2 separate regions of the Homo sapiens genome follow, and region 2 is linked to region 1. The links are chromatin loops, found by intact Hi-C in ENCODE. Cell type or tissue: CD4-positive, alpha-beta T cell. All regions are shown on one strand. Links, peaks and the distances in the headings refer to the core of each region. The heading gives the core; the rest is flanking DNA.

The links. Hi-C counts contacts between places; a loop is a spot of excess contacts. Peaks named below come from ENCODE experiments on the same cell type or tissue, not always from the same donor. Only the 100,000 strongest peaks of a DNase experiment are listed, where the experiment ranks them.
Region 2: it touches region 1 in a loop (2.0-fold over the local background); 4 of 110 quality-filtered maps call a loop at or near these places.

The regions. Positions count from the first base shown.
Region 1 is chr20:53,838,289-53,841,203 of GRCh38, forward strand. No RefSeq gene overlaps it. Among named protein-coding and RNA genes, the nearest start is that of BCAS1-AS1, 76 kb to the right of the region's middle. RefSeq lists an enhancer at 1,388-1,958. In CD4-positive, alpha-beta T cell, for the core only: no CTCF peak of the experiment used is centred there; a DNase peak (open chromatin) is centred at 1,363; H3K27ac peaks cover 1,676 bases.
Region 2 is chr20:53,898,336-53,901,250 of GRCh38, forward strand. No RefSeq gene overlaps it. Among named protein-coding and RNA genes, the nearest start is that of BCAS1-AS1, 16 kb to the right of the region's middle. In CD4-positive, alpha-beta T cell, for the core only: no CTCF peak of the experiment used is centred there; DNase peaks (open chromatin) are centred at 1,526 and 2,406; H3K27ac peaks cover 508 bases.

The sequences.
Region 1 (2,915 bases), core at 320-2,819:
AAAGTGCTGAGATTACGGGCATGAGCCACCGTGCCCGGCTCAATTTGTTTCTTTTTAAATTTAATTTTAAATTTAAATTTTATTGATTTATTTATTTGTTTTTGAGACAGTCTCTCCGTCACCCAGGCTGGAGTGCAGTGGTGCGATCTCGGCTCTCTGCAGCCTCCTCCTCCCAGGTTCAAGTAATTCTCCTGTTAGTCCCATTTTATGGATGAGGAAACAGGTTTCCTGAAGGCATTTGCTTTGGGTTAGAACATAAAGCCAGCGAGTAGGGGAACTGGAATTCAAATTGAAGTCCGTTTGACTTAAGAGGCTCCACCTTTGACAATTAACATGCTGTCTACACAACACACACACACACACACACACACACACACGCGCGCGTACATTTTATAAGCGCTGAAGTTGTAAAAGGGTAACCTTTGATCCTTACACTACCTTATACTTCACAGCAAACTTTTCCAGAGAGTTTCATCTCAACTTCCAAGGAACTTTTCCCAGCACTTTGGGAGGCTGAAGCCGGTGGATCACCTGAGATCAGGAGTTCGAGACCAGCCTGGCTAACATGGTGAAACTCCATCTCCACTAAAAAAAAATACAAAAATTAGCCAGGCATGGTGGTGGGCACCTGTAATCCCAGCTACTTGGGGGGCCGAGGCAGGAGAATCACTTGAACCCGGGAGGCAAAAGTTGCAGTGAGCTGAGATCATGTCACTGCACTCCAGCCTGGGCAACAGATGGAGACTGCGCCTTAAAAAAAAAAGGGGGGGGCCGGGCGCGGTGGCTCATGCCTGTAATATCAGCACTTTGGGAGGCTGAGGTGGGCAGATCACCTGAGATTGGGAGTTCGAGACCAGCCTGACCAAAATGAAGAAACCCCGTCTCTACTAAAAATACAAAAATTAGCCAGGCGTGGTGGCGCATGCCTGTAATCCCAGCTACTCGGGAGGCTGAGGCAGGAGAATCACTTGAACCCGGGAGGCTGAGGCAGGAGAATCACTTGAACCCAGGAGGCAGAAGTTGCAGTGAGCCGAGATTGCGCCATTGCACTCCAGCCTGGGCAACAAGAGCAAAACCCCATCTCAAAAATAAATAAATAAAAACAAAACTTCCTTTTTTTTCTTTTTTCCCTTTTTCTTTCCTTCCTGCTTTCCTCCTCTTTCATCCTTCATTCACTTTTTCTTCAGAAACGCAGCCAGGCACTGTGCTAGTCACTGGGGAGACAGGTGCGAACAAGACACACACCTGTAGTTTGCCTCTTTGCAATCTGGCTTTAAGGTGCTGCAGGCATTGAAGCCACCAGGTTCGTAAATGGCAAGCCACAAGAATTTTGCAAAAGGTCCCAGAAAGTGAGGAAGCCACTGAGGTCATGACTGCAGGGCACTCCCACTGTGCGAACAAAAAGTGAGGCCACAGCTGCTAGGTGCCACCACAGGAGGAAGCAAAAATATCATCTCCTTCCTGCCAAGAGGCCTGAGAGGACGCAGCTGCCTGCACCTCGGCATGTCCAGCCTGCATCCTGCTCCTCACCCTGGCTAGGATGGTGCCTCCCCAGCTATGCAGTCAGTGGGCTGTGTGGGAGCCATTGTCCCCACGTCCACCTCCCAGAAACCTCACTGCTAGGATTGGCCCTGCCTTTCACCCAGGTGTGGCCACCAACTACTTGACCTTTAGACATAAAGTTTTTTCTTTTAACTTTTGGTGGCTGCTTCACAAACATTTTCTTTTTATCTCCCTCTTCTTCTTCTTTTCTCCCTCTTCTCAAAAGAGGCAGCCTCTGGAAAACAAAAGAAAAAGACAGAAAGAGGGGGATTTAAGGACTATCGAACCCTCCCCTCCTGCTAAATGTTTAGGTTTTCATAGTCCTTATTAACCCTATCCATGGTTCCATTAATGAAACATCCCTCAATTCCCAATAATAACAGCTAACTTTAGGCCAGGCGCTGTGGCTCACGCCTGTAATCCCAGAACTTTGGGAGGCCAAAGTGGGTGGATCACCTAAAGTCAGGAGTTCGAGACCAGCCTGGCCAACATAGTGAAACCCTGTCTCTATTGAAAATACAAAAAAATGAGCTGGGCATGGTGGTGCATGCCTGTATTTCCAGCTACTTGAGAGGCTGAGGTGGGAGAATCACTTGAACCCAGGAGGTGGAGGTTGCAGTGAGCCAAGATGGTGCCATTGCATTCCAGCCTAGGTGACACAGTGAGACTTCACCTAAAAAAATACTACTACTACAATGACTACTACTAGTACTACTACTTGTAATAGCTAACTTTAACCAAAGACCTTATGTGAGCCTGCACTAGCTCACAGAATCCTTCCAATACTATGCAATGTAGGGACTGTGATTATCTCCAATTATAGATGAGAAGCTGAGCCTTGGAGGGAGGACTGCCATCTGTCTAGCATTAATGGTTAAATAGCTGGAAAATGGTGAAGCCAGGCAGGTCAGACTCCAGATATATATGTGCATTTATTGCAAACTCAACTTTCATTTTCCTTTACCCATGTATAGAACCCATCACAGAGGAAATGGATTTCATGTGAGTCACATGCATATTTTTTCTATAACATTTTGGAATACTTAAGCACCATCAATTAAAAAGTCACATATCTCTCTGGGTTCTTTGGTGATACTTACTGAGTGGAAGTAGACATTATGTTCTCTGTCCATAACTGATCAGCTCAAAATCTTTGTTAATTATTGTGCCCTGAGTTAACTTACTCATTATTTCTTTTTGAAAGATGGTAGGCTTGAAAATATGTCTAAGGAAAAATCATATTTGTGTGGATATATTTTTTTAGCCCTCTATGTAGATTCTTACTGCACTGGGGCATAGTCTCACAGGGTTAAATTATTCAAGCCACAGACAAAAACTTGTACCCAAATGTTTAGAGCAACATTGTTCATAAT
Region 2 (2,915 bases), core at 186-2,685, 60 kb after region 1:
ACAGGAATAATCCGTTGAGGAAATGATAGAATTCCTTTTAACGTGTCGGTAGGTGAAACAGCAAGAGGAACACAGGCCAATCAGATAATGTGAATTTGTCCTCCAGCAAGTGCTGCACCGGAGCTTAGTGAATGAGTAAGGTTCTCCCAGACTCAGGGCAAAGGGAGCACAGGCTCCACTATAGGCAGCAGTTGATGGAGAACCTCGATTTGGACGGAAGAAAATTCCTGGTTTCTCTTTTTCTGAGGCTGAAGAAGAACAGAAGCTCATCAAATAGAGGAGGGCTGGCTACTCCTGTAGCCATAAAAAGGGAGACGTAGATATTTTCAGCTTTGCAGACCCTCCAGGCTCTGTGTCAACCGCTCACCTCTGCCTTCGTAGACTAAATGCAGTCATAGACATGGGTAAATAATGTGTGTGGCTGTGTTTTAATAAAACTTTATTTGCAGAAACAGGCAGTGCCTAGGGAGCATGGTTTGCTGACGGCTGATCTCAAGAAGCGGGAAAGACGCCCTGTAAAAGAGCGAGGAAATTTAAAGAGAATGGGTTCAAGTACCATCTCTACACTTAACGGCTAGTTAATTAACCTTTGTGAACACTTGGGGTTTTTTTTTGTCCATGAAAAGGGTTAATTGCAGTGCCTCCCTCATGGGTTTGTTCTCAGAATCAAATGGAACAATGTCTGAATAATGCTTATCATAGGCCTGGGTGCACAGAGGTACTAAAATAAGAGAAAGAGTAAAAAGAATGCACATTTTATTATAGTTCTTACCCTATTCTATTGGGTTTATGTAACTGTTTCCTTCACTAGTATGAGCTCCTGAAGTTCAAAAATCCCACTTAGTTAACACACGTCTCCAGTACCCATCATGGTGGCACATGGTGGGTGGTGTTTTGGGTTTGAAAGCAGCACTGGGGATGGGGGTTGGGGGCAGTGGTTTAGTGAGGGAAGGCTCCCATGGGAGTGGGAACCAAGGAAGCAGGACACGGTGGGAGAAGGAGCGAAGCAGAGGTTTTTGTGAACTGGAGTCTAGCTTCAGCCTGATGCCTTGGGGATATACATTGCGTGTATCGGGAGCAGATACTGCACCCCAGCATTAGCTCATGTTGAAGCAAAGGCGCTGGCCTTTCATGGCCTGGAACAGTCAGTTACTGGCTGTAGGCTGGCCTCATTAAGAGTGAGGAGATAATCTCCCAGGTGAATTGGCTTCTGTGCTGCTGAATGAGAGCAGCTGGGAGCTGTTAGCTCTGCCAATGGGGTGGGGGGATGGGTGAGGGGGGCATGACAGCTTCTCTGCAGTGCCCAATTATTGCTTGTTCCATAAAAGCCTATGTGTTCTGTGGTTATGCTCTAAATCACCCGTGAAACACAGCTGGTTTATAGGAAACGGGAGAAGGGCAGAGCCAGGGTGACTAAGTCATCACCTGTCACTCCAAAGATAAATTGTTTAGCTGAGAGGCTGAGCCCAGAGATGGTGAGGAACCTGACTCAAGGATGGTGATGTTCTCTCTTTGCAGGGACAGGAAGTGGCTTCTTTTTTCAGTGGCCTGTGGGCGTTTCCTTTGCCTGGAGGAGTGTGTGGTACCATCCAGACTGAGGGTTGCTGAAATCCCTCACCGGGCTTGACACAAGTGCCAATAATGCCACAGTAACATCTGCCTGGGTTCTGGCATCTGGCGAGAGTGGGATTGAATCCCAGCTCTGCCACTTTAGCCATGTGACCTTGAACCAATGACTTAGCAATATAAGCCTTATTTTCCATGTCTGTAAAATGGGAATAGCAATACTTCCCAATTCTTAGGGCTTTTGTGAGGCTTAGAGTTAATGCTTATAAAATGGCTGGCACTTAATTAAACTCCAATTTCAATACACGGTAATTTTATTTACTTTCTTTGTTATGATGGTGTATTTGTTATGTATTTATAGAAATGGTATTGTTCAGTTAATGTTTCCCAGTTGTCATTTGCATATTACTTTGGATTTTTGCCATATCTGTTGCCACCTGTACTATTATTTATTTAGCATACATTAGTTGACTCTTGAAAATAAAACTTAAATAGTTTTAATAGGACCAGGGCAATAAGGGGTTTGGATGGGCTAGTGCTTGGCCTATGATAAGTATGCTATGAATGGGAGCTACTATTATCATCAACACTGACATTAAATGACTCTTAGTTTTGTATCCTATCTGGGAATTTGCATTGACTCATTTCATTTCTTCCTTTTAGAATCAAGTTGCTTGCATTCTCTCCATTGGATGAGGTCACGTCTTTACTCCTGCCTGAGCTAATTGATGTATTCTTAAAGTGGCTTGCTTGGCTAAGAATTTCATGCATAGTATCAGGGGATTTTTTCTTTCCTCTGTTAAATAACTTGGGCTCTGACAGATTACAAGGAAGTTATTACTCAGAGCTAAGTGCTCAAAACTGATTGTAGGGAGCAGTGGAAATTCCCCTTCCTTGCCTAAAATAACTGGAACTGGAACATGACAATATGAGCTTTGTCCAGGCTTGAAACAATATCCTTTCCAAGTGAATTTTGTACGGAAATACTTACCAATATATAGTGGTAGTTCTCACTGACAGGCTAGAAAAAGGTTAGTCATTCCCCGTATTCCATAGCTAAAAGGGCCATTGTTAGGGACAATAAGCCCCCGAGGAGTGAAATTTAAGCATGTGGACATAGTAATATTGGACTTACCTGACTTCTCCCTGCCCCTTATCCCATTTGATTCCTTCACTATCAAAAGAATCTAATTCCGGAAATAGACATGCTCTCCATTTGTTTGATTATTTTTATTGCAAGTATGTTTGTGACAACCTTCCCCTGAACACCCCCGAGCAGGTCCTGAGGAAACGGGAGAAGGAAATGCTCAGGTCCTTATAGTAGATGCGAGTTCAGAGTAGCTGACTCA